Regions from separate parts of the Mus musculus genome. Here region 2 is linked to region 1. The links are chromatin loops, found by intact Hi-C in ENCODE. Cell type or tissue: heart. All regions are shown on one strand. Links, peaks and the distances in the headings refer to the core of each region. The heading gives the core; the rest is flanking DNA.

Region 1 (10,882 bases), core at 1,932-9,931:
ACACACCCTCTGCCATGAGCTCTGCCATGAGGACTTCACAAAGAAATTCTCAAGTATGATTCGAGTTTAGCCTTGTTTTAAGGCCTGTGTGTGATGAGGAACATCTTTTTTTTTTTTTTTTGGTTTTTTGGTTTTTTGGTTTTTTGGTTTTTTGGTTTTTTGGTTTTTTGAGACAGGGTTTCTCTGTGTAGCCCTGGCTGTCCTGGAGCTCACTCTGTAGACCAGGCTGGCCTCGAACTCAGAAATCCGCCTGCCTCTGCCTCCCGAGTGCTGGGATTAAAGGTATGTGCCACCATGCCCGGCCTTGATGAGGAACATGTTAGAATCTCCTGCTCCTTCACACTGAAAGTCCACCTGAGCTACAAGAAAACAGAATGGCATGACAGAGAAGTGGGACTGACTGTGCTAAAACAGCTACGATAGATCCTTTCTAAAGACTAGAACCTGGTTTGTCTACTGAACTAGTTCCCCAGCCCCTGTGTGTTCTTGTAACACTCTCTTGCTTTTCTGATTCACAGTTCATTGCACTCAACACACACTACACATATATAATATACATTACATATACATATTCAAAACACTCCCCTTTTTTGTTTTGTCTTGATGTGCTACAAAAAAATGTGTAGAGATCAGAAGACTGCTTGCAGAAGTTGGTTCTCTCTCTCTCTCTCTCTCTCTCTCTCTCTCTCTGTCTCTGTCTATTTCTCTCTGTCTCTCTGTCTCTCTTTCCCTCTCTGCTGTTTGGGCCCCAGGAATCAAACCTCACTCTGTCAGGCTTGGCGGCAAGCACCTTTACCTGCTGAACCATCTCACCATCCCAAGATTGCAACCATTGCTGTGGATAATTCCTGTTGTTGTTAAAGACAACAAAGGGTGTGTTCGTCAGGGATGAGCTGGACTCTGCAGAGGAGATGCTGCCCCCATTTCAAGGTCACTGACTTCGAGTGAAGTAAGACTCTGCTCCCCAGTCATCAACGTCTGCTATAAGAGAAGAGGACTTGGGGGTTCAAAGCAACTCAAGAGTGCTGGTGTCTTAAGAATTCGGGTAGTACTGCATCCTCAGAATGAGTTGGGGGACGGTGGAGTTGACTGGCAGTCAGGAAGGACCATCAGCCCTCCCCTCCACTTTGGATCCTGACAATAATGGGATTGAAAGTTTTCTATTTATTTCTGTTGTTTTCTTTCATTTGGACTTAATTTGATTTGAGTTCTTTTCTGACCACTCTCTCTCGAAGGAAAGTGAAAGACATTTCCTCCTGTTTCTAGAAATCTTCATGGAGAAGTCCACTGTTCCCTCCCATCTGTACTTAGTTTAGCCAGGCTTTGATTAATAAGGACCACCCTATTGTTCGTTTGTTTGACAAGAGGATGTGTGCAATGTGTTCCTGGTGAATGAGATTTCAGTAAAGAGCTGGCTGTGCTTTCAAACCCACCCTGCCTATGAAATCCAGCCTCTTGAAGCTGGAGGTCAGTGGGGAGCAAGCATAGGTGTTTTATGCTCCCGTGTCTCCTGCCCCCCAAACACCAGCACCTGCTAGATGTGAGGGTGAAATGATTGTGTTGGAACTCTGGGACAGAGCCCTAATTCAGACCTGAATGAGGCTGTGATGTACGGTGGATAATGAACACAGGAGACTGCCCACTGCTACACATCATTACCATGCAGATCAGGAAAGCAAATGAAATGGTTCGAGCAGATAACAGCTGTTTTTATTCTGCTTTTCAAAGATTCCCTTAAACAACCAGGGGTCTCCTGGCTTTTATTTAAGGGTGAGCACCCGATTGTAAACATAGGAGCGATGCGTTCTCATGATGTCAGTAATAAAAGCATGTATAAAGCTGCATGTGTATTCTGGAAAGCTAACTAACCATTAAAGCCAAGAAACATAGTCTGGCACAAATCTTATTATGTGTCCAAGAGGACTTGATGGTATGCACATAAGAAAATGTAATGAAACAGCGGGAGAGAGGAGAGAGGGGAGGGGGGAGGAGCTGGCTTGGCTAGCCTTGAGAGGTTAGCAGGAGAGTGAGGCAGAGAGGTAGAGCTGCCAAGATCATCTGAGAAAGGGGTTAGCAGAGCACGTGGAGGAAGAGAGGCGCTTTGCTTTTGTTTCCCTGTGGCTTTAGAGCATCTCTTCCTTCCATTTTTGCCTATTAGTTATCAACAATGAGGCTGTGACAACGGAAGAACTCACGAAGAGGGATGGGTCTCCCTTTCTTAGGGAATTCAGACCTCATCAGAGGCGATGGGTATCTATTGTGTTTGTAATTGCTATGATCATTATCATAAGCATTAGGTCTAGCTCGCTTGAAGGATTCCACAGCACTGCACGCAGCTCATCAGAATTCTGTAAAAATAAAATTGTGTGCAGGGGAATTTTGCAGAGCACAGCTTATGTGGAGCCATTCGACCGAACGAGCCTCATAATTTCGTATATATATTAAAAAAAAAGCAAGAATAGAAACAATCTCTTCTAGATGTTCTATAAGAAGATCTTGCTCATTTTTTTAGAGTGTCTTCTTATTTTAGTATAATTGGAGTCATTTATGAATGGGCGGTTGTTTTAATAAGATAGAAATAAATTATTCCTTTACTGTATTTAGTAATAAAAATGTTGGTATCTTAGAAAAATAAATGTATATACATATAAAGTTTGTACCTAATATTTGTTTATGAACCACATAAATTATATCATAAACCCAAAGATGAATTCAACAAGCAGCTTAATATTGAGACTAAGCTGTTTGTGTGCTTAGACCTGTGCTTAAAATAATTTGAGAGAGAGAGAGAGAGAGAGAGAGAGAGGCATAAAAATGTCAACTGCATAGATTTACTGCTAAAAGATCCTGGTTCACCTGTGCATAAATACAACTGCCCTCAAGGGTTTACATGTTTACAAATGCAAATTAATCTTTTACCTGCTCAACACGTGTGTTACAATGGATCTCAAAAGAAGCAGGGTAAACCTCTAAACATGGGGAGGGGGCGAGGGGTCAGGTATGGTCCCAGGTCTAAACTGAAGATGGATGTTTCTGGTCTTGGGTGCTCATTATTCTATGTGGGAGGGGCCAGCCAGGTAAAGTGGCCCCAGCTCACTCTGATAAATGACCTTCTACTTCTTTGTGTCAAGTAGGAGATGGCACAGAGCAATGTTGTTTTAAAGTGACCTTTCCAGTTCTTACAGAAACAGATCAAACTGCCAACATTTTCCATCAGTGTATAAATGTTGATTCTGTGGGCTCACGCTAAGTAAAACAGAGCAACACTACACAGCGCTGCCTATGCCTTCTAACTCACTCCAGTACTCTGACTATAACTAATTATAGCTGTTACTTTCATATGTTATGAGTTATCTGATTCTGTCTCCCCTCTCTTCTCTCTCCTCTTCCTCTCTCACTCTTTCCCTGCCTCTTCCTAGTCTCCCTTCCTAATAGGAACATTTTTCTCACCACGTGCCCTTTCCCTGCTGCACACACTATTCAAATAGAAAAGTATAAAAGAAAATATAAACCATGCAAACCTACTGTTCCTGGATGCTGGGTCTCAAACCTGGGATAAAGGGCTAACTGGGGTGTCATTAGCATATCAAAGCAGAACCTGGCCACCAGGCTCTCCCTGCAGCCCTCAGTCCCTACCAGTTACAGGGTCTGCAATGCTGGTATAAACCTAATCTTCTCCAATCCAGGGGCTGGGCAGTCCTTCCCCCAGCTCCCCTCCCCTACATAATCCAACCGTTTTGGTTACCAGGTCTTTTTTTTTTCCTAACCTTTACTTTCCTGGACTCTAGGTCTGCCTCTCCCCCACCGTCCCCTTTCCTCACAAGGCCTGGTTCAGGGTCATGTCCACTCTGGACTCTCCTAGATGCCCTAGCCTTTGGCTATGCTCTCCCTTTTATTTACAATAAACCTTCTCCTCCACCATACTTCGGGGCAGTCGGATTCTTTCCTTTTTTTTCTTTATCTCATTCATCTGGTGCCAAAACTCAGGACCAGTCACATTCTTGCTTTTCATTTCTTTCTTTTCTTTTTTTTTTTTCATTGCAAAACCACAAAAAATAATAATAATAAGGTTTGTGTCAAGTAACATTATAAATAGTCCATGAATAAATTGGTCTTAAAAAATGCCTAAGATAAGGTTTTCGAATCCGAATCTATATCCTGAAACACGAAGCTGCATCAATTAGGCACCCAAGGCAGGCCAGAGTGAAAGCTCCAAAATTCAGTGGCTCCTGTCTGCTTAGAGTCCGCAAGCTGTCCATACGGTTAGGAAACATGAACTTGGATGCCGCGTGAATACCGAGTTGGGAAGCCAAGCACTGTATGACTGTGAACGTTGGTGGAGTATAAGACAACCGCCTGGTAGTGAGGCAGGGCACTGTGCTGAGGATGGATCCCGCCACTGAGAATCTCCTTGCTTTAGATGGAGCATCTATCTCTTCTGATGGTCGCAGGTGTCAGGATGGCGTTGTAAGCCCTCATTCTTCAGGTCACAAGTGGACACCACCGCCACCCCTTTTCTGTAGATCCATGAAAAATTATGACTTCTTCACGTTTCAAACAAAGAAACGTGCCGTTTGTAAGCAAGGGGGGTCACTGCTTACAATGTCATTTTCCTGCTTTTCAAGACTCAAAGTAATCCAAAATCAAGATGAGCGAAGACGCTAGGAAAATCTGCCCCCTTGGCCCTGCCTTAGGCGCTTTAATGACTACAAGATGTCTGAAGCGCATTTGAGCGGTAAGAAGAATCTGCCTCGCAACGGGAAACAGCTCCTGAGAACAGACCCAGAGGTACAATAAATAAATGGACAGGTCTAGGAAAGCCTGAATCACGGCACGTTCCAAAGTCTAGGAACAGAGCTGAGAGGATCACGTGACCTTCTGTGGAACCCTTTTCCATGATGATGGCTTCCGCAGTGCTGCTGCTGGCCTCTTTCTAAGCAGACATTTTTTCCTTACTTTGAGTTTCCTGGTGCCATGCTACCAATTAGCAGTTTGCTATCGTGCCCCAACCCTGCATCCCCCCACGACACTTTGCCCTAGCTGTAAAGTGCTGACTAGCTACCTAATAGAACCAAGATAGAGGAGAGACCTGTGTTATAAACACTGCGTCGAGTTCCTCTCTACAAACTAGGGTAGAACTTGGGCGATTTGCTTCGCCGGTGCTGGTTTTGGCTTTGAAGAGCACAGCTCCCGGGTGCAGCTCTCTCCTTCCTTTGCCTTTCTATCAGTTGTCTCACCTTTCCTCCAGATTAGCCCTGGCCTCCGAGCCCCGGGCATCAAAGGAATTAGGTCAGACCCAGAAGAAATCAGGTTGCAGGCAAGGAAAAAAAAAAAAAATAAAATAGAAGCTATGCCAGCTTGGAACCTCTGTGTTCCTTCAGGCAGACTAACGAACCCTGGCTTTAGATGTAGCAGTATTAAGTAATTGGTATGTCAGGGAGACGCAGCAAAAATGTTGGAGAGACCAAAGACTTTAACAGCATGGAGCTCTGCACAATTTATTTAAAGCTGGTCTGCATATACTGTTCGAATCGACTGGCTTCAGAGATATAAAACAATATTTGCAATTAAAAAGCAATTCCAGAAAAAGATCTGGTACAATATCTGTTTTCCTAATAGTTTAGAGGTTTGGTTTTTTGTTTTGTTTGTTTGTTTGTTTGTTTGTTTTTTGTTTTGGTTGGTTGGTTGTTTTTTTTTAGTTTGGATTTCTATCTTATACAAGATTAGCAATCTTTAATAGTACATGTGATCTATACCCAGCAAAGAGGTTAGTATGTTCAATGCGTTTTACTCAGTTACTATTATGCTATTTTCTCATGGGTTACTCTAAAGATTATATGTGAGGATATATATATGATATATATATATATATATCATATATATGAGATATATAGAGAGATGTGTGTGCACACATATTATATAATATATATTAATATATCCTCACATATCGTTATATGTGTACATGTGTGTGTTATATGATATATATATATATATATCATATACCTTTTATGTACACATTAGAAAGAGGCTTCATGTTAGAAGACATTCATGCTTAGCTCATCCTCCAGATGACTGCTTTAGTTGCCATTATTACTGCCTCCAGCGTGATAGGAGGAGCCATCCACATTTAACCTACAGCATTATCCAAGGGTATGCTAAGAATAACCGCAACAGAGAGCAAGTTCTGGCAGAGATGCCAAGGCCGGCTATCAAAGTCAGCAGTAACATTCAAGAGTGTTTTCCAGAGCTGGCACGACTATTTATATGTGATCCCTCAAACTGGGGAGTGTATTTTAGGAAAGATATTTTCCTCAGAATGCTTAGATTAGCCTTTATTCATTCTCTTCACCTCTTAAAGGTTTTCTTGGACGAGGGAACAGAACTTCAAGTGAATCTAGTCATACGCACACCACCATAGTTGATGTTCAGAACAGCCCGTGAGAAACACACAGGTGCAGTTTGCACGCTGGCGCATGACAAGTACGGGCATTGAGTTTCTTTCTAAAAGGCCCCAATCTGAAGGTAGCAAAAAAAGCTTTAGTGCAGGGCATCTGCATTCTTTCCGGTATTTTTCTCCATCTTGTACAGGTTTTAAGTTTTATGGAGGAGGAAGCCTCTGGTTGTTGGGTATAGTGAACCCCACTATATATGGCCTGTGACATGTCCTCGAAGGACAATTGTGTTGTTATCAATAATCTTCATTACCCAAGGAAAGTCTCACAAACACAGGCAGTAGTTGACTTTCCCTTAAATTACAGTTATACTCCTTCTGTTTGTGAGACTTTCCTTGGCTGTAATGAATACCTGGAACAAACAATGGAAGGAAGAGGAAACTAATTGGGCTATCTCAGAACTTTCAGGCCAGCATGCTAGGGAAGCCCTACAGGGGAGAAGGGCTCAGGTTGTGGTGGGCTGCAGAGCAGAGGGCAAGGCTTGTGCTAATAGCTTTCCTCTTCTTCACTGACACATCCTAGTCTCCAGTCTATTGGATGGTGCAGTCAACTCAGGATGAGTCTCTCTGACCTTAGGTAGTAATCTTCTCTAGAAACACCCTCACCCTTACTAACTAACTAACTGTTCCTCTCACTCTATATGAGATTAAATATCCCATGTATGTCATGATATTCTTTTAAGCTATGTGCATTTGAGTTTCTCATGTTTAAATTCGTTTAGTCTTCACCCTGAGATGGACAGCTGTTTCTAACTTTGCAAGAAATGAGACTGAAACAAAAGTCAAAATTCACACCCTGGGAGTCTGCCTCCAGAGGCAGGGAGCTTAGCTGTACATTGTCACCTCCTTGGGTCACTGTGAACTGAATCATTGCTTCATATTGTGTGACAAGGAGTTGCTTCCTTTACATTGTCATCTTGTGACCAGAAATAAACTCTTAACAATGGCATGTTTTACAGGCATGAGACCTTGTGCGTTGAACTACCTGTCCCCATCACCACCACCTAATTCTTACCTTTTACCTCTGACACTTGAACTCTTGTGACAGACTTCCCAGAACCAGGGATGTGACTTACAAGCCTCTCAATCGTCGATGAGCAATTATCACCTCCTGTCCCCCTACCGTGCTAACCAGCTTCGATTTCTCAGTCCCATGGGAGCCTTTCAAGCAACTTGAGAGAGGAGACTCCCACTTCCGTGTCTTCCTTCCTGCCATTAGCTAATAGTGTCTGAATGAGGCATGAAGCACATGACCTCTGTGGGTAAGGAACCCAAATAGGTTAGCTTTATGAAGAGATAAAAGAATAACAGGACACAAATATGGAGTTGAGTTAGATTGGTGATCAAGTGGTAGATGGGTAGAGGCGGGTATAAACTAAGTAAATGGAATCAAATACAGGAATTGGGTGAGGTGACGCTGCGCGGTTTTATAAAGAGAAACACTCTTGGCCCATCATAAATCATAATTCTGCTTTTTGTTTTTTCTTTGGGATAGCCATTGGCGCAGATTCAGAAAGGCACTGATTATGTTTGCTCTTAGGAAGCTCCTCTTCCTTCCACTCAGAGGAGCATCAGAGCCTTTCAACGCTCTTCCTCCCCTTCAAGGAAGGAGGCTTTGGGTTCTAGTCACCATTGCAGAGAGCAGTATGGCCCTCACTGATGGCTCCAGAGGGAGTCCTCCTTGGCTCTAGATAGAGTCCTCCTTAATTCTTGGCCACTGATCTGAAAGATGCTACTGCAGAACCTGGCCTCTGTTACCTTTGTCCAATTCCACAGTGAAAACACTCCATCCTAAACCTGGTGGGTGTAGGCTCTACTTTAGGATAGATACATCGCCTGAGTGCTAGAAAGCAGAGTGCACACAATTTCCAGTAATTTATGTCTTCTCCCAGTGACAGAGCCTGCCTGGCAGAACAAAAATAAATGAAATAGAACGATTTCCTCATTAATAACCACATCTTTGCAAGAAAATGATATCACCTACAGAAACACATGTGAAAACTACAGGCTGCCATTACTGATAGCTTTATTTTATGGCTTATGAATGTGGAATACTGCTAAGGGCCAGGAATGTAACTCAGCAGTAGGCACTCTCTTGCCTAGAGTGCCCAAGGCCAGAGGTTTGTTCCACAGTGCTACAACAATTAATTGATGGGTTACTTATTTAATCAAGATAAACAAAAAGAGAAAAGCATGCCATTATTGGAGAGGCATTGCCCTTGAAAGATTTTGAGCTGTTTACCACGGGGAAAGAAAGAACGTTCTTCTTAGAGAGTTGCTTCTGACAGTGATCATCAAAGCAGGAAAATGCAGAGGGAAGACTGGCCTTTCTCCTTGAAATCAGTGGTTCGGAGTTTTGTCAAGAAAAGGAAATTTATCAAACTCTTTTGCATCAGCAGCTTCTCATCTTTTATGTGACTGAACAATTATTTCCGTGATTATATCACAACATTATTTGATATTTTTTGTTTAGATATTTAAACAGAGTCCAGTGTGCGCCAGTTATACACAGTATAGTAAGTCCCCTGGGTAAATGTCCTGTTTGTCTCTGTGGTTTCACTCCTAATGCTTATGACTATGGGCAACAAATGGGCAAGCCTGTCAAACACACACACACACACACACACATACATACACACACACACACACACACATACACACACATACACACACACATACACACACACATACACACATACACACACACATACACACACACATACACACACATACACACACACATACACACACACATACACACACACATACACACACACATATACACACATACACACACACATACATACATACACACACATACTCCCACACACACACACACACATACCCACACACACACACACATACCCCCCCACATACACACATACCCCCCACACACACACTCAAAATAACATAAAAGGCAGAAAAGATATGTGTGTGCACATGTTGTAATTAACACCGATGATAGTGTATCTTTGAGAGTCCATGAAATCAGCCACTAGAGATGTGTCAACCGAGAGCACAGAAATTAAAGTTCCTGTTTGTTACTAGTGAACAGTAACAAGGCTGGCTGGAGTCTTTCCATCTTCTGCTTGCAAATTAGGAAATATGAAAACATCTTTTTAACTCTTGTTTAATTGTGTTTAGCCCATTGAATATGTTGGTGCAACTTTTGTACCTTCACAATATGTGTGTATTTTACATATATATGTAAAATATGTATCTATATATAATATGAATGTACATATTATATATAAAAAACATACTTATTTTATGCATATATGCTATTTTTAGGTTTTGGTTGTTTAAAAGTTATATGTGTGTGTATATATATATATATATATGTATACACATATAGGTATATATGTATTCAGGTGTATATGTATAAATGTATATGTTCAGATGTGTCTAGAGACAAGCTCACAAGAAGCCCAGGTTGACCTCGAACTCACTGAGTGGTAGAGGCTAGCTTTGAACTCTTAATCGTCCAACCTAATCCTCTGTCTCTCAGTGCTATGATCGCAGATGTGTGTGTACCATTATTCCTGCTTCTATTTATGTGTTTTTACCTACAACCTTGTATTGCCATGGAAGTATGCTAAACCCTTTCTGGGCTCCAATACAAGGAAGAGAGGGGTAAACCAGCCATATCACCATCAACTGTAAGATGTATGTGACTCCGGCCAGAAAACCCATTTATCAATATACACACAAACTGCCAAGACTTTGAAGAACTTTCAACCTAAGTTTCCTTTGTACCAAAATAAGAATTACATGTTGAAAAAGTGTGTGTCCTCAAAGTGTCTTTGCCTCCTGCTCAGAGTCGTCTCCTGGTCTTGCAAGTCTCATTGGGATGCCTGGTAAACACACTTCACCTTTCTTTCTTCAGTCTCAGGGTAGAAAGGGTCCCTTTAACTCCTGGAGACAGTAAATCACAGCCTGTGTGGTGGTTCTCAGAAGACACTTAAAGGGCCGAATTGGACGCTCTGCATAGCACCCTTGCCAAAAGAGTTCGGAAATGACTTCCAGGTTCCCACAGTAATAAAATGGCACTGTTTGGCATCTTTAAGGTAATAAAACCGATTTTTCCCCCCATTCTAGTAAATGAGAAGAGAGGCCTGGTTGTTTGAAAAACTGATTTAAATTCATGTGTTTGCCTCAAATTATAAGGCGTGATATGAAAACACTTAGGTGAACTTCAGACCACCTCAGAAGGTCATTATCCTCAGCCCTCTAGAGAAAGGGGGTGGGGTGGGGGTAAGCTGGAAGGGTGGCCAGGTGCTGTCGCTCTGCGGCCACGGTCAATAGGTGGCGCTCTTCCCACTGAGTCAGGTTGACCTAAGGCTGAGGCTGCTCCTTGGAGAGTATTATTTTGCTAGAAGGAAATGCTGTGGAAGTCCCCCTCCTGTCTCTGGCACTGTTTAATAGCTCTTG
Region 2 (10,882 bases), core at 1,504-9,503, 92 kb before region 1:
TGAAACAATGGTATTGCCTTAAGAACTTCCAGTGTTTTGCAAATGCAAACAGAATACAATATCTTATTTTTATCCCTTTGCAGTAAAACATAGGAGTGTCCTGGTGGAAGAGATAAGGATTCAATTCAAAATCCCAGTGTCTAGTCATTTTCACTAATGACTCCATTCTTGAAGCACAATCCATTTTTCTGTTTCTCCATACACCGTAAGGAATTCACACTACCTCCCAGCCAGCTCCTGTTAGATTCTCTTACATCTTTCAAATTCTCCTTAATGTGAACCTCTTTGTGCACTGAACCTGAACACCTTCCAGAGGCGTATTGATCTAAGTGTGTCAACGTGTTGTTTGTGCTGCTGGCCTGTCTGTTGCAGTTAGTCTAATGGGGCTATTGCATTCCTCATTTCTGTGTAGGGTAGTGTGCCTGTGTTTTGTACTGAACACACTAGAGATGTGGATACAAAGGAGTGATCTGAGAAACAGTTCAGCATGAGTAATTGCTAAGGGATTCTTTGCTATATTTTCCAGAAATAAGAACATCCAGGAGTCGGAGGCATAGTGAGGAGCAATCTGAGGTCTAAGGATAGAATGTCCACCCAGTTTTTGTCTGGTGAAGGAAATAGAAGGAACAGTTGGTTTTTCTTCAAGTAGGACTTGTTGATTGCTAAGAACTATCTGTTGCAAAGCAGACAACAAGAATATCCATGAGTGGAAGAATATGAGTTTTCCCCCAAATTAATTAACTTTATGAAATAAAATAGCAGAGTCAGTTCTCTGACAGACTAAAGCTCAGACCACAGAGTTGATTGGAAGGAACTCCATGCAAAACTTGTTCTATGCTAAATAGAAAGGAACACGTTTTTTAAATTCCAATGTACTTATTCATTACCTAGAGCCTTCCTGATTCTGTGGCCTGAACATAGATAGGCACATGTGCCATTTATATGTTTGATGCCCACAGATTTGAGAAGTGTCACATGCCCTGAAACTATAGTTTCCAATGGTTGTGAGCTGCCACATGGGTGCTGGGATCCAAACCTGGTCCTCTACAAGAATAGTAAATGTTGTTAACTATAGACCCATCTGTCCAGACCCTAAACCATTCTTTCTGCCTCCATATGACAGGATGGTGGCAAGGAGACCGTTATCAGAAGGTGATTTGAAAGAATCCTAATGGATCCAGTCAATATGTTCATCAGTATGTTTTTCAACCTTTCATGGTTCAGGTGCCCTTTCTGGAGGTGTTTCTTGTCCTGTGTTTGTGAGAAAATGACAGTTATTAATTGGTTTTAAGTTGAGCCAGTCCTTATTATAATTCAAACACATTTCCCACTTCTGGGTCCCATATCTCTATAATCATTTATCTTATAGTGAATTTTACTGTAAGCGTAATATTTACAAGAAGCAATTTGTCATCTCAGGGTTAAGTGTAGAAACTTCAATAATTTCTGGATAAATATGTCAAAATAACTAAGATTCGGGCAATAAAAGAGAATGGAGAGCCTCTAATGTGGCATTTTGGATTAGAACTGGGAGGTGTGCTAGCTGGTTTGACTTTATTATCATTGCTGTTTTTATAAATATGATTTTCCAATTATTAACCATCATTAGTATTAATGGCATTTATGCTGGTAATCCATCTCACTAAGGATTTCAAAGTGCTGTAGTTTTTCAATGCTAAAGGAGTTCCAGGGCTCCAGCAGTGATGCCCGCCCTGATTTGCTACACCCAAAGTCTCCAAACACAATTAATTTTAATTCATATATGAATGGGCCATAGAGCACTTTGAGTAAAGAATAGGACCAAACACTTTGCAAGCAACCGAAGTATTCCAGTTCAGAAGAACCGAAATCCAAGAGCTAATTGGTCCTTGCTCCTAATTTTTCTTGCTGGAGACAGCATTCCTTGTCATTTAAACTCACTTACATATGTGCTGTGAGGCATGCAGGGACAAAGGAGGGAGAAGATGCAAATGAGCAGGCATGGCCTCTTCAGTTCCAGTCTCCTCTCTTTGTCCCATCCCTTCCTCTTCCCCAGCATCCCCTTGCACCTGCTGAAGATGCTCAGAGCATGTGAGACCTGTGTGCATTTCTGGTGTGTTTCCTACTGTTCTCTCTCTCTCTCTCTCTCTCTCTCTCTCTTTCTTCTTCTTCTTCTTCTTCTTCTTCTTCTTCTTCTTCTTCTTCTTCTTCTTCTTCTTCTTCTTCTTCTTCTTCTTCTTCCTCCTTCTCCTCCTCCTTCTCCTCTTCTCCCTCTCCCTCTCCCTCTCCCTCTCCCTCTCCCTCTCCCTCTCCCTCTCCCTCTCCCTCTCCCTCACCCTCTCCCTCTCCCTCTCCCTCTCCCTCCTCAAGGTAGGACCTATCGCAAGAAGGACTCTCAGCAGCACCCTGTCTGCAGAGCTCTTCTTATTCACTCCAACAACACTTCTCTGCCCTTTCCCATTGTGTAGATTTCTAATGCTAGAATCAATTACTTCATGAGATACATACATAGGAGTAAGACAAGACAACAAACGCCATATATTTTCATATATATGCAGTCTACACTTCTCTAAACACTCCTCATTTTTATTGAATGGATGAAGGAAGGAAGGAACAAATGAACAAGAAAATTAAGAAGTCAATAAATACTCATCTCTCTTGTGTGGATCAGGGCCCAACATCTCTACATCCTCATTGGTGGCAGGCTGAAGGTGCTCATACATCTTGGTAAGTAGCTTAGAAAAGTGCATATGTACTTGAACATGTGCAGACAGGTGTCTGCAGCTCCATCTGTTACCTATCCAAAGTTCTCCTTGGCCTGTTCATATGTATGAAAATTAACTGTGCTTGGTAGCATTGGATGTATCAAGCCAGTGTGGAGACCATGGCTGGAACCCTGGAACCCACTTGCCATTCACACAAATGCCCAAATTTCTTCCCTAGAACAAAGAAACCATCTTCTTTCTACATCCAATGCCACCTTAGTAACTGTTCACAGAGGCAGGCATTTCAATACAATGGAAACAGATTTCTAGTAATTAGAACAATAGTCTACTGGTTAAACGTTTCCTGGGTAACTTGCCTTTATTCTCTATACCAACCACACAGTAAAGAGAATCTTATGAACATTAAGTAAATTGTCATTGTCTTTCTCTCCTTCTTTCCCTCTCTCTCCCTTCACTGCCCCCCCCCCTTACACACACGCACAATAAGCACAGAGAAGGCAGGGACAAGCAACAAGCAAATCCTAGAGATTTGTTATCCAGCTGATAGAGCCTATTTGGCAAGTTCAAGGCCAATGGACTATGCAGTCTCAAATAACAAGGGGGATGTTGCCTGAGGTTGTCGTCCAACTTGCACATCCACTCTCACACCTGTGCAAGTGCATATCACACATGCATGTACCCACATATACATGTGCAAACAAACACCATGCATACACATAAAAATATATACATCATAAGAAATGTAGCAATGGCTCCATGCACACAGCAACTTTTTTGTCCCACAGTACTGCACACACCAAGCAAGTTTCCTCTTTGCCTGACTTGAAGTCTGGCTTCTTGGAATGCTGGTCTTCACCTAGCTGCTAGAGAAACTATCTCAGATAGAACGAGTGAAACTACTGTGAACTCACGTATCACTCAAGTGTAAATGTGTTAATGTGCAAACTCTGTGTGCAGTTAAAAAAAAAAAAAAAAGAATGGAAAGCCAGTAAAACACAGAAACGAGCCCCTAATGGTGGCATTTCAGGGAATAGGAGGGGACAGATGGGGAGATATTTCTGGACCAGAGAGCTTCTGGGTGCCCTTCACGTTGTACCACACCAGCCATTTCCTATTCCTGTGCAGAAGGTTGGCTCTGCTGCCACAACGCACTCTCCAGCTCTCCTGAGAAGCGTGCTTCTATTTCTGTCTGTTATAAAAAGGTAGAGATGCCATTCCTTCTGGTTGTCAGGGACCAGGAATGAGTCTCCCTCAAAGAACAGAAAAGAGCCAAGGACAAACAAAGAAACTCTCTGCTTTCTGCATCTAATGGGCACCATACTAACACTTCACAGAGGCAGGCATGTTGACTCAATGGAAAGAGATTTCTAATAATTATAACAACAGATTCTGATTCTGCTGCTTGAGTAGATGTTTGCCAGGTACCTCATCTTTGTTACCTTTGCCAGTGATATAAGAGAGGGCATTGTGTTACCCCTATTTTTACAAATATTAAGCAACATGCCTATGTTCACAATACTGGTAATTTTCCAAGTCAGTAGTGGTGACCAAAAGGTTACAACTCAAATTCTAAACACCTTCAGGAAGATGTTCCCAATACAAGGAGGAGGCATGTAACATCATGGTTTCATGAAAACACACAACCAGACCCAACTACTACTGGCCTTTCTATCCTGTGCATGGCATGTCACCTATATTATCCTTACTTTATTTCATAAAAATAAGGAAGAAATAATTTCTGACTCTAGGTATTACAGGAATAACTAGTGTAGTTGGCCAGTAATTTCAATCTATTTTCTACCAAAAGAATTGTGTGAAATATCTAAACTAGATAAACAGAACTTTCAGACTACCTGGAGAAGTGTCCTAAAGGGCTTATGACCTACACAGTTCTTGACTCAAAGAGCTTGCAGCCTGAAGAAGGTATTAAGACCCCAATAATGTTACAGTCAGAGTTATCTACAAGTTGTAGTCAAATGATATTTAGAAAGAAAGAAGAAAAAGGAACTCAGTGGAAGGAGCCATTCCTTCACATAACAATCAGACTACAGAATGTCAGAAAATAACTGTTGTCTTCACCCAGTACTTATGAGCAATGGTCTCCTAAACAATGTTACTTCCACTGAGTCTGCCCACTTTCAAAATCCCTAATCTTCTACAGTCTCATGGAAATTCCTTATCATTTCCTTGACAGTTTCTTTTAAAGTATCACATGTGTCCATCTCGTCAGTCACAGAGTATCTTTCCTGACAGGAGAGACAGAGCAGCAGCAGCAGCAACAGTATCAGCAACAGCATCAGCAACAGCAGCAACAGGGCAGATGCTGGGAGATCTCTCTTGCCCTCTGTAAATGCTTGTGTGTTTATGCTGAGAGATTAGCACTGAAAGATACCTAACCTGTGTCACTTGGCTCATATCATGTCAACACCAGCTTCCTCATAACTGTGACCAGTTTGGTTCAACAGCTGGTTTTACCGATTTTCCATAGAGAAGCCTAATCGTGTGACTGGTTGGGCATTCTGCAGCTGCTTCTTGCCAGAGACAAGGCAGGCTTCATACTAACTCACTCAAACACATCCCCCCCGCTTCGCTCCAGATCTTCTGTGGAATTGCCAAGTGGCTGTTGCTCGTAAAAGTTAGAATCATACCCTCTCCTGCCTTTCTCAGCTTTCAAAGGAGAACATGAATCTATAACCAACCAGACAATCTCTCTGAAGATGCTAAATGGGGAAGTGAATAACACCTATATATGTAAAGATACATCTGTAGCATAGGAGAAAATTAATATGAAAACAGTTATTTAAAGAGATTTAAAGAAACAACCTCTTTTCAGCAGCAGATTTGAGTTCTTTCAGACAATCAATTATTCATAAATATTAGATTATCATTTTCTATTTGCATTGGAATACATGCAAGTAATGTTAAAAGTTGCCAGGGATCAGTTCCCATTCAAATCAATATTTCTTTCAGCAAATTATGTTCTTCCCTTGTCAGCTACTCCATTCAAATTAAAGCACTAATCTTATTCAAAACTGGTACTTTGTCTAAATTTGTTTACCTGGATACTAGTAAAATATTTCTGTTATACTCTCTAAAATCCTACTGACAATATAAGAAGATTCATAAAATGTCCACAGAAATCAGAGCAGGTGTCATTCGGACTAAGCTGGCTCTATTTCTCACTATGATTAACCAGCTCGTAATGACAACATTTCTTATCTTACAACTGTGGCATGAAGAGGGAGCTGTAGCTCTTCTGAGACACAATTCTGCACGCCCCAGCTTATCCACGCTCTGCGATCTCGTGTCTGTTTCTCTCTCTCTCTCTCTCTCTCTCTCTCTCTCTCTCTCTCTCTCATCATTTTAACCATTGTACCAGCTCCTTTTAAATGTATCTGCGGAGGATCTGGTCAAGTGGAGATAATCCATGCAAATCAGAAACTGGTTGTCAGTGTGTGGTTCCCGGAGAGGACTCAGCCTGAGGAGGTCACTCGTTCACAGCCGCTCCTCCCATTCTATCTCTCCCCTTATTGCAGAACTGCTGTATGTATACAGTAGCAGAAAGGACTCAATTGACTTCAACTGCTGCCTGGTTTTGCTTACAACTTTTTCTTATAAAGGAACTTACCTCCATCTGTCTCTTGAAGGTAGGAAGCCTGATTCTTCTAAAGACGCGTGTAATGCCTCTTCTGTCTGCTCATTGTCAAATGTCACTGGAATGCGTTACATTGTTGCTGGCACAGGGCGCAAATGCTGTGATTCCAGGTGTCTCTGGCTTTTGTTACTTAACGGTGTAGGTGCAATTGTTTAAGTGCGGGGGTATTTGGATGTTTATTTTCCACATAGCCAGCTTCAGTTTTACCAAGCAAGGAAGATTAGAGTGTCTACTCTCTAACCTAGAAATACAATTGGCTATCAAGTTTTCCCTCTTAAAAAAATAATAACCTCTTTAGATGGTTTAACTTCTGCCAATTACAGCCAAGTGTAAAATTCAACCGTGAGAAGGTGGCTGTGTATTGTTTGCCTGAACCTGGAACCTTCTTGCAGCATTTTCTCTGGAAAAGAAAAAAAAAATTTAACTGTTGAAATGTTTTTGACATCAGCGAGAAAACGGTAGCTCTTACTTCATTCTGCGGCATGGCAGCATGCTAGAGGCTCTATTGCTAACTGGCCTGTCAAATAGATTTATTCTGCACAATTCACAAATTACTAGGCTATGCAGAAGTGTTGCAATTAGTTGGATTCCGTTACTGTTGTTAGACGTGCTGGTAGGTATTGTTTTTAAATTTAAATCGTATTTTAGAAAACTTTACTGTAAAGGGGCTCTTTAAACCCTGCCATGTATATAGCACAGTGGAGATCGTTATTTAAGAATGATTTCAATAGTCAAATGGTTATATTCGGTTTAAAAATGTGTGGAAGTGGTTAATAGATTGTACAATATACGTCTTATTTCTGAAAGCAATCCCTTAGCTTGTAATACTTCAACTGTGTTTCCTTGAAGTGACTTGTAATAATATTTTAATCATTCCATAGTCATTTTAACTTTAAATCACATCAAAATGTCATGAAATTACAAATTCAAAAAAATCTTTTGAATTAGTACAAATATAATTAGAACATTCCAGTTGCAACGGAGATAAATGTCATCTGTCTTTGAACATACTCTTTGTTAATATGATTTTGCATTTTGACATATGGCTCTGACAAGGATATTTAATCCCTTGTAGGAGATAGAATTGAACATAAACAGTAAACAAAGTTGACAGTCCTGAAAAGAAGGGGAAAAAATGTTTTCTGGTATACCCAATCATTCTGATGTCATAAATTTCAGACTCTATCTTCTAGGTAGATACTTGTAGTTAGTAGAGTTTGGGGGGGTGGATTTATTATCCACATAAAATATCTCAGTGTCAGAACTGTGTGTTTCCTTTTTCCTTTTGGTACTGAATGCTGTGCTGAAAAGATTGCACTCTGAATTTTGAGTCCAGTAGTGCAGGGCATGGAACTCTGTCATTGCTAGCATAAAGAAGCCCATCGGCACAAGTGTTGCTACTGTACAGAGGGCTAGCTCTCTGCCTCCGGCATTTGTTAGGGTGCTATATGTAGAATTTAACAGATACATATCTTTTGCCTCTTAGCATTTTATTTGTCCTCTGGTCTGAAAGCTATTCTGCAAGGATGGGGGCTGGCATTTACAGCCGTGGGTAATAAAAACCCTTCACGGTGAGAAAAGAGGAATTTGACTTATGGCTTACCTAGCAATTAGAGTTTCTTTTCAAACTCTTTTACTGAGCTGTACAGTAAGCTGAGGCTTGCCAGGAAAGGCTGATTGAAAGTATCTGTGGGAGCCATGGGGCTGCTCTTGAATATGTCCTGCGCAGTCATTGTCATTGTAGTTTTTCATATGAGCCTCAGTACTACAGGGGGAAAAGGATTATGGTCAAGGGAGACTCTCCTACAGCCAAAGGGATTTGGATGGGAGTCCCACTCATTGCCCCAAACCCCACAGGGAGACTCAGACAGATAGAGAGTGTACAGGATAGCCTGGCTGGGCGAACTTCAGACTACTGTGAACTAAAGGGTGCCCTTTCAGAACAAAGGAAACCACAGATACTCTGTCAGCAGGCAAGCTAAGGAGAGACAGAGAAACTAGGCAAGGCACTCTTCTGGGGACCTGAGAAAATGCCGCCAACTAGACATTCTCTTTGCATTCACATTACATGGATTTGATAGGTTTGTAGGCATTCCCCCCCGGAATCCCAAGCCATCATTTCACAGGGCTATTTCAAAAGCAGGGATTTTTATAGATGCTTGCGTTTGTTTGCTAACCTCAAGAAAGTCTCCAAAGACCGACCTCCTATGCCTTTAGTCAGGTCTTACTGTGCATCCTAAATAAAATGGTCACAGCCTTCAACTCCCCCTGGGTTCCTCTGCTTCATCTGTACACTTCCCATTCCTCCACTAACTCATTCAAGCAACTGCTCAGGATAAGTTACATCCACTCCGTTTCAGTGTGCCTTGCAGCAAAATGTTGAGCACCGAGAACCCTCACGGCTGTATTTAATAGTGGTTTGTTATTCCCCCCTGAGTCCCTTCTGCTGGTTTTACCGAATGCAGTTTAAAAGATAAATTTCCATCTTAAAAGGATACTATAGGGGGTGTTAATAAGTTGTCCAGAACTTTGGGAGTGTTCAGTGGGAGTCATGGCAATGTGCAACCCTGCCTGAGGAGAAATGATCTGCACCATCAGAGAGCATCCGATGCTGCTACATCTGCACACACCCAGAGCTTCTCAGGAAGACTTTCTGCCACACTAAACAGTTCCCAGACCCTGGAACTGTTATTGGAGTGTGGATTGGTTATGGTATCCAGGGGACACTTATCAGATCCTTATTGCTTTGTTTGCAATAATTTTAATCTTCATAGCAATGCTGTCAGGTCAAGGGGACCATTGTACACACTTTGTAGATAAAACCATGAAGGTTCCGAGAAGTTAATTGACTTTGTCAAGGCCATGGAGTTGTGCAGACATGGGATTTGAACCTGCCTTTCCTTTGAAATCACATATAACGATGACTTCCTGGCTTATCGGTCAGTGTACTTCTTTCCCTCTCCCTATAGCAAACATATCTTATCCAACTTACCCATCTGTTGTCTGGACATACCAGAACTAGGTGTCTTTTTCTGGTTTTTCAACTTCTTCATCGCTTTTCCTTTTGATCTGTATTAGCATTATAGCAGTCTTAAAGAGTTATTTCACTGGTGGCATGCCAGGAATGGTTACTCTAGTAGAGTAGAACACAGAATCACATCTGTAATTGACTGGCATGTCTGCTCAGTCTTACAACAACCACCTCCTTTATTCTGTCTGACCAAGATTGACAGCTTTTTATATGTTTGAAATATCAACGGTGTAAGGAGCTTGGTATTGATGGAAATTAACCCGGGGCTTTATCTAACTACCATTCCTAGTAACTCCAGAGAAGTTCTGATAACAATTAACATGTTGAGCCAAACAACAGTTCACATAAGAAAAGTATATTCTACCGTCTTGTGGAACCATCCTTCAAATGCAGTCTGAAATAGCCCTTTCTTCTGCCGTTCTATTCACTAGGAACATCTGTATGGAAATTTCCCCAGACAAAATATCACCAACCCATTTACAAAGCAGGAGTAGATGACAGATAGCATGATAGGGAATATTTAAATATGCTGACTGTGTGCCACTCAGCACAGTTAACTGTTTTTATGTCATAGGTGTTGCCCACTTTGTGAGGCAAAGAAAAGACTCCCTCCTTACAGAGAAGTGAGAGCAGCCTTCCTTCTGTCTGCCTGTTTGTGGTAGCTTCAAACTTCCTCTATTGTCTTTCATCCCAGTGTGAAAAGATGAACTATTACACAGGTCACCCATGGGAATCTGATTCAAACACTGATCATTGACCTGTGGTTATACAATATAAACAAGCACTGGCACAGGATCCATATAAAATCTAGTAAAAAAAGATGTAGAGGCCATTGGACAGTAGTGATCGTATAAGATACATATTTATTGGGGAACAAAAGAAAAAATTTTGCCATCATTGTGTGACACTAGTATTTTTTTAAATCATACTTAAAATATCCGACAGATGGGCTGCTCTTCTAAGTCCAAATTCTCTACCTGCTGGCAGGAGGAAAGCCCAAGAATTTGTCTTTACAGCTAGTTTAATAGACCAGTTTCATATGGATTAGCCAAGTTAGATGTCAGCCATTGGAGTGGGAAAATCTGGGAATCAATTTAAATTTGAGCTTATCCTACCATCTTCTCTGCTGAGTGAGTTCAGTAGCCTATAAGGCACTCCACTCAGATTTGATTTCTCAAGTCAAATTACTGGAGTTGTATTTCCACCATGAAAGGCAAAGAGAAAGAGGCCAGAGGAAGATACATTTAGTTCAAGGTGTCACAGCTGACCTCAAGCCACTAAAAGGAGCTATCCCTCCCTGCTCAACTCATAAGTCCAGTCACTGAATTCTTTTGCCTAAAAATAATGTCAGCTCCTTGAAATTGAAAATAAAACGAAAAGACATTCCTCTCCAGGGAAGTTTGAAAAAAAATATTCAGACAACTTAATTCTCAAATGTATTAGCAGTCAGTTCAGAGTGACAGTTGTCATTACATGGGAGCTTAAAATTAA

The links. Peaks named below come from ENCODE experiments on the same cell type or tissue, not always from the same donor. Only the 100,000 strongest peaks of a DNase experiment are listed, where the experiment ranks them.
Region 2: a loop joins it to region 1, with 3 times the contacts of the local background. A loop is called at or near these places in 7 of 42 quality-filtered maps.

The regions. Positions count from the first base shown.
Region 1 is chr3:149,349,478-149,360,359 of GRCm38, reverse strand. All of the region lies in intron 1 of Gm30382 (a long non-coding RNA gene), which reads left to right. Among named protein-coding and RNA genes, the nearest start is that of Gm26468, 14 kb to the right of the region's middle. In heart, for the core only: no CTCF peak of the experiment used is centred there; a DNase peak (open chromatin) is centred at 6,179; H3K27ac peaks cover 490 bases.
Region 2 is chr3:149,440,572-149,451,453 of GRCm38, reverse strand. It overlaps Gm30382 (a long non-coding RNA gene), which reads left to right and starts at 5,855. Exons shown (of 3, transcript XR_001784032.1): 1 at 5,855-6,352. It overlaps A630039O03Rik (a long non-coding RNA gene), which reads right to left. Exons shown (of 6, transcript XR_376220.3): 1 at 6,334-10,882. In heart, for the core only: a CTCF peak has its summit at 5,946; no DNase peak of the experiment used is centred there; H3K4me3 peaks cover 1,023 bases; H3K27ac peaks cover 923 bases.